Linked DNA regions of Homo sapiens: region 2 is linked to region 1. Evidence: read pairs that join two places in POLR2A ChIA-PET (ENCODE). Cell type or tissue: endothelial cell of umbilical vein. All regions are shown on one strand.

Region 1 (5,000 bases):
TGTGTTTATTGAAGCACTATTCATAATAGCAAAGACTTGGAACCAACCCAAATGTCCAACAATGATAGACTGGATTAAGAAAATGTGGCACATAGGCCAGGCACGGTGGCTCACGCCTGTAATCCCAGCACTTTGGGAGGCCGAGTGGGTGGATCATGAGGTCAGGAGATCGAGACCATCCTGGCTCACATGGTGAAACCCCATCTCTACTAAAAATACAAAAAATTAGCCGGGCATGGTGGCAGGCGCCTGTAGTCCCAGCAACTCAGGAGGCTGAGGCAGGAGAATGGTGTGAACCCGGGAGGCGGAGCTTGCAGTGAGCCGAGATCGCACCACTGCACTCCAGCCTGGGCGAGAGTGAGACTCTGTCTTAATAAAAAAGAAAAGAATATGTGGCACATATACACCATGGAATACTATGTAGCCATAAAAAACGATGAGTTCATGTCCTTTGTAGTGACATGGATGAAGCTGGAAACCATCATTCTGAGCAAATTATAGCAAGGACAGAAAACCAAACACTGCATGTTCTCACTAATAGGTGGGAATTGAACAATGAGAACACTTGGACACAGGGTGGGGAACATCACACACTGGGGCCTGTCATGGGGTGGGGGAGTGGGGAGGGATAGCATTAGGAGATATACCTAATGTAAATGACAAGTTAACGAGTGCAGCACACTAACATGGCACATGTATACATATGTAACAAACCTGCACGTTGTGCACATGTACCCTAGAACTTAAAGTATAATAAAAAAAAAAAAAAAGAAAACATTGTCTTCCAGTCTGTGGCTTACTCACCATTTTCAAAACCATAACTTGCGAAGGGAAAAAATTTTGATTTTGATAAAGTTTAAATTATCCATTTTATTTATTGTTTATGTTTATTTATATTTTTGATGTAGAGTTTTGCTCTTGTTGCCCAGGCTGGAGTGCAATGGCACGATCCTTTCGGTGGAGGAAGGAGGACTGCAACCTCCACCTTCCAGGTTCAAATGATTCTCCTGCCTCGGCCTCCCAAGTAGCTGGGATTACAGGCGCCCGCCACAACGCCCAGGTAATTTTTGTATTTTTAGTAGAGATGGGGTTTCATCATGTTGGTCAGGCTGGCCTCAAACTCCTGACCTCAGGTGATCCACCCACCTCAGCCTCCCAAAGTGCATTTTACAGGCGTGAGCCACCACGCCCAGCCCATTTTATTTATAGTTCACAATTTTGTGTCCTAAGAAATCTGTCTCACAAGTCCTTGTTGTGTTATTTTAGTGGTTGCTTTAAGTTTACAGTATACATCTTTAACATACCACAGTCTGCCTTCCAATAATATTTATAACAACTTATATGTATTATGAGAAACTTCCAGCAGTGTACTTCCATTTCCTCCCTCTTCTCTTTTGTGCTATTGTTGGCATATATTTCAACTTTACATATGTTATAAGCCCTGCAATACATTATTATTATTTTTGCTTTAGTCAAACCATTTGATGAGATTAAACATGAGAGCAAAATATTTTTATACATGGATACATGCATGGTTACCACTTCTGCAGGTTTTTACTCCTCTGTGGAGATTAAAACTTTCATCTAGTATCATTTTCTTTTTAGTAGAAAAAAAAGACAACTTCCTTTAACATTTCCCATAGAGCAAGACTGCTGGCTATGAATTCTTTCCTATTTGGTTGGTCTGAAAAAATCTTTATTTTGCCTTCAATTTTGAAAGACATTTTTTCTAGGATAGAAATCTAGGTTGGAAATATTTTACTTTAGCTCTTTATAAATGTTATATTGTCTTCTTTCCTGTGTGTTTTCCTAGAGAGATGTGTTGGAACTCTTCTAAATAATTCAGTATTGTACTTATTAGATTCAGTCAAGTGGTAGGGTAGCAGAGAAGAAAAGCTCAGACATGGATGAGGCATCCATATCTGAAGTATCTACGTTAGTAAACATAAGGGTGATGAGAAATTGGTTTGTAAGTCTGGGGAAAGTGGAGTGACTGAGACATACAATAACTTTTTTCTTCTGCTGCAGTCTCGAGTCTTAAAACTTCTCTTCCCAAGGGCAGGCCTTCTCACTGAGTAACTAAGTATAACTCTCAGTGTACATGGCAAGAATGAACTGCTGGGTGCGGTCACTCACGTCTGTAATCCTAGCACTTTGAGAGGCCAAGGTGGGTGCATGGCTTTAGTCCAGGAGTTCGAGACCAACCTGGGAAATATGGTGAAATCCCATCTCTACAAAAAAATACAAATATTAGCCAGGTGTGGTGGCATGCACCTGTAGTCCCAGCTATCCGGAGGGGCTGAGGAAGAAGGATTGCTTGAACCTGGGAGGTCAAGGCTACAGTGAGCCAAGATTTCACCACTGCACTCCAGCCTGGGTGACAAAGTGAGACCCTGTCTCAAAAAAATAAAAAATAAAAATAAATAAACTATACATGGTCCCAAGGAAAACAACTCATTTTCATGTTCCTAATAGACACTGGAGACTTACGAAAGAAAGGAGAAAGGTTGGCCGGGCGCGGTGGCTCACGCCTGTAATCCCAGCACTTTGGGAGGCCGAGGCGGGCGGATCACGAGGTCAGGAGATCGAGACCATCCCGGCTAAAACGGTGAAACCCCGTCTCTACTAAAAATACAAAAAATTAGCCGGGCGTAGTGGCGGGCGCCTGTAGTCCCAGCTACTTGGGAGGCTGAGGCAGGAGAATGGCGTGAACCCAGGAGGCGGAGCTTGCAGTGAGCCGAGATCCCGCCACTGCACTCCAGCCTGGGCGACAGAGCGAGACTCCGTCTCAAAAAAAAAAAAAAAAAAAAAAAAGAAAGGAGAAAGGTTAAAATTGTGGCTATAGAAAAGTAAACCTAATTACATCTATTTATGAGGAGTACTTATGCACAATGACCTCAGGGCATGCCTATGTGACAGATTAATTTCTTTAAAAATTCAAATGTTTTCAATCAACTTTTTAAATAACTGCTTATCCTTCTGCCACTTATACCTTTATATCTTATATTTAATACTGATATTAAAACAATATGAAAAAATTTTTTCCTATTTTCATATGAACTGGTGACCATAAAGATTCTTCTTTTGCAATTTAAGATATTACCATTTCTCAATGTTTAAGGCAGTGGTTCTCAAACTTCTATACACATAAAAATCTCCTGGAGAATTTGTTTAGAATGCAGATTCTCTGACTGTCTCTAATCATTCTGATTCATTAAGAGAGAGTGAAGCTTAAGAGAATGTGCCAACAAGCATCTCTGAGAATTTTTATACAGGTTATGTGAAGAGCACACTTTGAGAAACACTGCTGGATTTGAACTGACTAGAGGAGACATGTAGATTCAAGGGATGTAAACTCATTTGCATCTTTCAAAGGAAGTTCACTTCTTTCTTCTAAAAGGAAGTTGAAGGCTGAATTTTGGGAAAATATTGAAGTTTAGATTTATATTTTAACCAGAGTAGGCTTTCAGATGATTGGACTTGAGATCGGATGAAGTGTCAGACTCTTCACATTCATTATCATTGAGGTAGGTATTATTGTCTCTCTGTTTTGTTTTGTTTTGTTTTTCAGCCAGGGTCTCACTCTGTCACCCAGGCTGGAGTGCAGTGGTGCAATCTGGGCTCACTGCAACCTCTGCCTCCAAGGTTCAAGCAATCCTCCCACCTCAGCCTCCGGAGTAGCTGGAACTACAGGCGTATGCCACCACGCCCATTATATTAGCCTGTTTTCACACTGCTGATAAAGACATACCCGAGACTGGGCAATTTACAAAAGAAAGAGGTTTAATTGACTCACAGTTCCAAATGGCTGGGGAGGCCTCACAATCATGGCAAAAGGCGAAAGTCACATCTCACATGGCAGCAGACAAGAGAAGAGGAGAGCCAAGTGAAAGAGGTTTTCCCTTTCAAAACCATCAGAACTTGTGAGACTTACTCACTACCACGAGAACAGTATGAGGGAGCCACTGCCATGATTCAATTATCTTCCACTGGGTCCCTCCCACAACATGAGGGATTTATGGGAGATACAGTTCAAGATGAGATTTGGGTGGGGACACACAGCCAAACCATATGACCTGGCTGATTTTTGTATTTTTCTGTAGAGATGGGGTTTCATCCTGTTGTCCTGGGCTGGTCTTGAACTCCTGGGCTCAAGTGATCTGCTCGCCTTGGCCTCCCAAAGAGCTGGGATTACAGGATGAGCCACTGCACTTGTCCTCTATTGTCTTATTTTAATGCAAAAGATGGCTGAGAGATGTGAAGGAACTTGACTAGGGTTACACAGCCAATAAATATGAAAGCTGGATCTCAAGCCCAGGAATATGTGACCCAAAACCTGTGTTTTTTCTGTAGCCTCTGCCTACCATCCTCATGTTTTCCAGTTACAGGAATCAGAAACTGTGAGCTACCACCTTAAGAGTGACTCACAAGTCTAGTCCCCTACTCTTATCTTGGAAATTTATGTTATTAAAATAAAATACAGCCAAGAAAAATAAGGCTGTTTTTTTTTGAATCATTAAGGAAAGAAACAAAAACCTTTATAAAATTGACCAGAACATGCTAATTAATTCTCCTCTCCCAGTACTTATCACTCTGTATTATCATTTTCTGCATAACATATCCTTCTTTCCCACTAGAAACTGAGTTTCTCTGGTTCAGGATATAGATCTTATTTATCTCTGTGTCTAGCCACCACCACCATAATCACATTGACAAGTGACCCGTGGTGGATGCCAATAGCTTACAAGAAATGTCTTTACAAACGTCACTATCTGTATTTACTAAGAAATATGATAGAGGACACTGTTTATCATATTCCTCAGTATTTCTTATATGACACCCTGTAAGATAAATTTCTTTCAAACTGAAGTGCCAGAAATTTTTTTCTGTGCTTCAGAAATTAGTATGCTTTCTCCTTATGGGCAATATGAATTATATACATGAAACAGAATTTCTTATTATCGCTTTGGTTTCCAGGAAGTCAGGAACCAAATTTGTGG
Region 2 (5,000 bases), 880 kb before region 1:
TTAAAGCAGTAGGCATCAAATCTGCTATCAGGGGGAGGGAAGCCTGTCTGGTTCTCAAAACGATACAGGGTTCTCACCCCAAGTAGACCACCTCCACACTGGGCCCTGGCCACAGTCACAGGGTGGCGCACGCTGGCATCCGACAGCCACCCGTAATCGCACTGGTCAAAGCCGTTCCTCCATGCCGCCTGGAGTTCCCCCACTGTTGCCAGCCTGGCATCCTGGTTTTCACACTCTTTTGCAGCCTCCTCGAAGGTGAATTTACTGGGGACAGTGAGGTGGAACACATCACCTGGAAAAAAAAGAAGGGAAAAAAAGCCCAAAGTTTTATTATTCATTCCTTTCCTGTTGGATAAATATGGTGGGGAAGGAATTGGAGGAGCATGTAATACTTTTTCATGGCAAGGTAGCAGCTTCTGATACTTTAAAGCAGAAAAGATAATGGTGACTTAGCTTCGTTATAATTATGAATACATAATCATAAATAACACATACCCGAGAAGTTTTATTCTATACGTGTATGTGTGTGTGTACATTGGCCATAGAATCAGTCATTTAATAACATTTTATAATACATTCTTTAAAATGAACAAATCCTTCTGAGTGATTCTTTAGATTACTATCCAGGTTTTTGTTTTTTTAAGGAAAAAGTCTGCTATGTGCTTCCTAACATTGCATATTGGAAGGGAAACCTTGCATTGAACTGCCACCACGGTTATTCCACTTTGTTTATCCTAAAATCAAATAGTAATTCTCTGGCCTTCCTTCTCATTTATAACTACCGACAAAGTGGATTAACGCCATTAAATAAAAAAAAAAAAAAATAAGAAAACCTCCAGAAATGTGAAGATGGGAAGGGCTCAGAAGTGGTACAGAATTCTACTTCCTGCCTTCCCGTATCAGGCACAGGGCTGCCATGATGGTTACGAAGGTCGCGGCCTGCACAGGAGCACCAGGCCCAGTGTGTAGGGAAGGCCTAGGTCGCCTCCCACTCAGCCAGCCAAAGGAACTCCAGCCTCTTTGGATAAAGCCTTTGTTTTACTTGCTCTGTGCAGAGGGAGCACTTTTTGCTAATTCTTACAAAGACACCCCAAGTGCTAGTAGGGGCTTTAACTAGGTTCAAGAGACTTCTTTTTTTTTTAGGAGAATCGCTTGAACCCGGGAGGCAGAGGTTGCAGTGAGCTGAGATTGCACCACCACACTCCAGCCTGGGCGACACAGCGAGACTCCGTCTCGAAAAAAAAAAGAGAGAAAGACTCCCCCAACACCCCACTCACTCGGGCCCCAGATGGAGGCTCAGTAGCCCAGGCTGCAGTGCAGTGGCACGATCTGGGCTCACTGCAACCTACACCTCCCGGGTTCAAGCGATTCTCCTGCCTCAGCCTCCCAAGTAGCTGGGATTACAGGCACCTGCCACCACGCCCAGCTAATTTTTGTATTTTTAGTGGAGACGGGGTTTTGCCATGTTGGCCAGGCTGGCCTCAAACTCCTGACCTCGTGATCCACCCGCCTCGGCCTCCCAAAGTGGTGAGATTGGTTAAAGAGGTTTTTTAATTTGCTGATTGATTAACAAGAAAAGGCTGGACAGTTGCTTTGTTTATTACCAAGTCTAATTAGCAGAGGGTATATTCATTATCATTTAACATGTTACAATGAAAGATTCTGGAAACTTCAGAGTTTGTTAAGTTGGAATTTTACTTAGCTAACTAACATAACAGTTTGCTGAAATAAATTCCACACAAATTAAATTATGTTTTTCACATGTGAGCAAAAGTAACCAAAGACAGAAGCAGAATTATAGAATACCTAAGCCAATATCACAGTCAGGAGGAGAAATGAAAACTGAAACAGAAAGTTAAAATGTTGATAGCCCACTATTGTAGCTGAGAGTACTGTTTCCATCTCACTGAAGCTGATCTCTGATTCTATGATATATTAGACAACTGGGATCCAAAGAGCTGTCATGATTTGGATCTTCACCTGACTAAATCCAGATGTATCAAGCAATTGTTTAAAATGAATAGTGCTATTACTTTCTCTGAGTGGGTGATAGCACTATAAAACAAGAAAAATTAGTCATGGGGAAAATGGCCAAAGCACACATATCGGCTTTTCTCACTATATATCTAAAATTGCTATTGAGGAAAGTAGGCCAAATTTCAATGAGAGCTATTTGAAGAAGGGAGAGAGAAATTACTTTCACCTGACTGAAAGAAGTGGTAGAGGTGTACATAGCTTTTTATTCTTAATTATCTAGTCTGGCAAAAGACAGTAATCTCAAATACAACAATACACTCTAAGAAAAAGTTCCCCTCCCGGCTCTCACAACGTCTCCCTTCCTAATAAATTTTAAAAGCATAAGGGTCACAGGGCCAGTTACATAGTATGTATTCAATAAGATTTGTTAAATGAATGGCACTTCAAGTTCTTATTAAGAAGCTAGGTCTCTTTTTTCCCCCTATCCTTCCCAACAGCACATTAAATAAAGCTAACTCTGCTACAAAGCTTTGGAGAGATGGCTGCTGCCTGAAACAGGCATTTTATCTCACAATAGACTTGGCTCAAAGCAACATGGAGAAAGGCAGACAGAGAAATTACGTCATCCTGAACAGCCTCCTTCACCTCAGAATAACACTTGCCTGAGGCCTGAAAGGGCTGCAAGTGTAAAGAAGGCAGCGTGCCAACAGTTTTCCCTGAGAGGTAGAACCCTTGGACTTGTTATTACAGCTGGAATATTAGTTGTGTTGCCTTAGTTTCCTGCATTTCCTGAGATACTCCTACCTTAAGGCGAAACTACCATTCCTCTTAAGTAACAAGTGTTATCAGCCAACCACGGAAGGGCAAAGAAATATAATTAATTGAGTAAAACTCTGCTTCTCCAACTGCACTGTTAGTCTATCTATTGAGGAACATCAACTTCTCCAAGGAAGACCAGACCAAAGGGCTAATGAGGAAAAAATGGCAGCATGATTTCATGGGTAGCTGGTTTCCCTATTTTAAACAGCAAACATGTTTGCAGTATTAAAAGAAAGAAAGGCTTCAGTAGGTGCTGGCCTGTTACAAAGAGAATTCTCTTAGTAGTAGTTAATCAGTTCAGACCTACTTATAGAACTTTTCATGTAGAAACTCTTGTTAAATCTGACTTTATATCAGACTATCAATTATTTAACTCACTTGTTTGAAGTATACGATATTCATTTATTTGTTTGATACCCATAGAATGATCATTTTACTACTTTGATTAAATTCTGTTATCCCTAATGCCATTTCTTTCTTTCTTTCTTTCCTTCCTTCCTTCCTTCTTTCTTTCTCTTTCTTTCTTTCTTTCTTTTCTTTCTTTCTCTTTCTTTCTTTCTTTCTTTTCAAAAAAGATAGAGTCTTGCTAAATTGTCCAGGCAGGAGTGCAGTGGCTATTCACAGGCATGATCATAGCACACTCTGTCCTCAACTTCCTTGCCTCCAGCAATCCTCCTTGCCTCAGCTTCCTGAGTAGCTGGGACTACACGCAGGCACCACTGTGCCCAACTTATCCTTTTCAATTATGTGTAGAAATTTTTCAAACTTTCCAAATAAAATTTTTATAAAACATATTGCAAGAAACATTACCATTGGGTTTCTTGTAATTCAGATGAAAAAAAGGAAGATTTAACCAGAATCAATTGAGTTTACTTTAAGGTGAGGATTAAAAGAATTAATCTGTTAAGATAACGTGCAGTCAGTTATTTTATTCAGCAATAATTACTTTATTTCAGAATAATGAGAAAAGGAAAAAAGTGACTTAAATTCTGTTCTAAAAAATAACTATTTAAGCCTTCCTAAATCATAATTGTTTAGTGTGAACATTTCCTTGCTCACCTCAAAAACCTAATGATATAGTGAAGCATTTACACTATAGAATTGAGTATGTCTTTAATCTCTTATAACTAACACCCAATCTATACCAAACGTGATAAGTTAAATGTCCAAACTTCTGTCCTTTCCATGTATCAACCCTCTATTATTAAGGCAGGGACATCTGTACATAAATTTGTTTTGTGGAATATTTTGGAAAACACTGTTCTAAAGACCTATATTTTAATCAAGAAGAGGACTCTCAATTAACTTACAACACACATAACTTAGTACTAAGTTTCTGGTATGTGTCAACCTGTTTAAGATAGAAGCAAAGTGAGCAGACTGGGTACCCAGTCAGAATCAAAGCAGGAGATTACAAAGCAAAATATGTATGATGCCAATTGCCTCCCAGGATTATGTCAAAGGCTGCAAGTGAGCAAAAAGGGGAATGAGGCAGAGCAGGGAACCCTGATGAAGTGTCTAAGACAGCAATTTAAGCTGAACATGGAAAGAGCTCATTACTTAAAAAGAAGCTCATTTTGCACAAAGTAAACCAAGGTATGGCAGATAGCAACAGGCTTTCTCCAGAACAATAAATTCCAGGAATAAGTCTTTCAACCCCGTATCTCATTAAAAACATGCAGTTTTTAAGCTAAACATTGTCCATTTCTACACTGAGAAAAGCAATCAAGATGTTAACATTTTCAAAGTTTCTATTGATCCATTTTCAGTCTTTAAACCCATAGTCAGGAATTATTTATAAGTCAAATTATATGTTGTAAACTATAGCACAGTGGAATGAAATTGGATAGAAATGAAGTCTGGGCCAGTAATAGAATTGTAAATCCAGGCTTGGTCCAAAAATGAATGCTCATAGAAGGATGCCTCCAAAGATAACATCTAATGCCTAGAGGCAAAGCCAAATCAGGAATCCAAGGAACAGACAAAAGAGAAAGCCACTGATCACAGCAAACATGGGAAATCAAGCAAATCAAATAGGCACGTTTGCTTAGTTGCTCTCTCTCAACATGATTTAATTGGCCCAACTGTGTAAGCTCCTACCCAGAGGGTATCATAAAGCCACCTTTTTATCTCTGATGTGAATAATAAAAGTTCTTTCTGAGTTTTTAATCACAGTACAACCTTTAGAGTTAGACAGGGAATGC

The links. ChIA-PET counts read pairs that join two places held together with the same protein. Peaks named below come from ENCODE experiments on the same cell type or tissue, not always from the same donor. Only the 100,000 strongest peaks of a DNase experiment are listed, where the experiment ranks them.
Region 2: POLR2A ChIA-PET joins it to region 1 with 5 read pairs; 1 of 35 experiments calls an interaction of 5 or more read pairs at or near these places.

The regions. Positions count from the first base shown.
Region 1 is chr5:82,628,103-82,633,102 of GRCh38, reverse strand. No RefSeq gene overlaps it. Among named protein-coding and RNA genes, the nearest start is that of MIR3977, 210 kb to the left of the region's middle. In endothelial cell of umbilical vein, no CTCF peak of the experiment used is centred here; a DNase peak (open chromatin) is centred at 4,502.
Region 2 is chr5:83,507,395-83,512,394 of GRCh38, reverse strand. VCAN (versican) reads right to left here. Exons shown (of 15, transcript NM_004385.5): 6 at 1-292. Among named protein-coding and RNA genes, the nearest start is that of VCAN, 38 kb to the right of the region's middle. In endothelial cell of umbilical vein, no CTCF peak of the experiment used is centred here; a DNase peak (open chromatin) is centred at 2,694.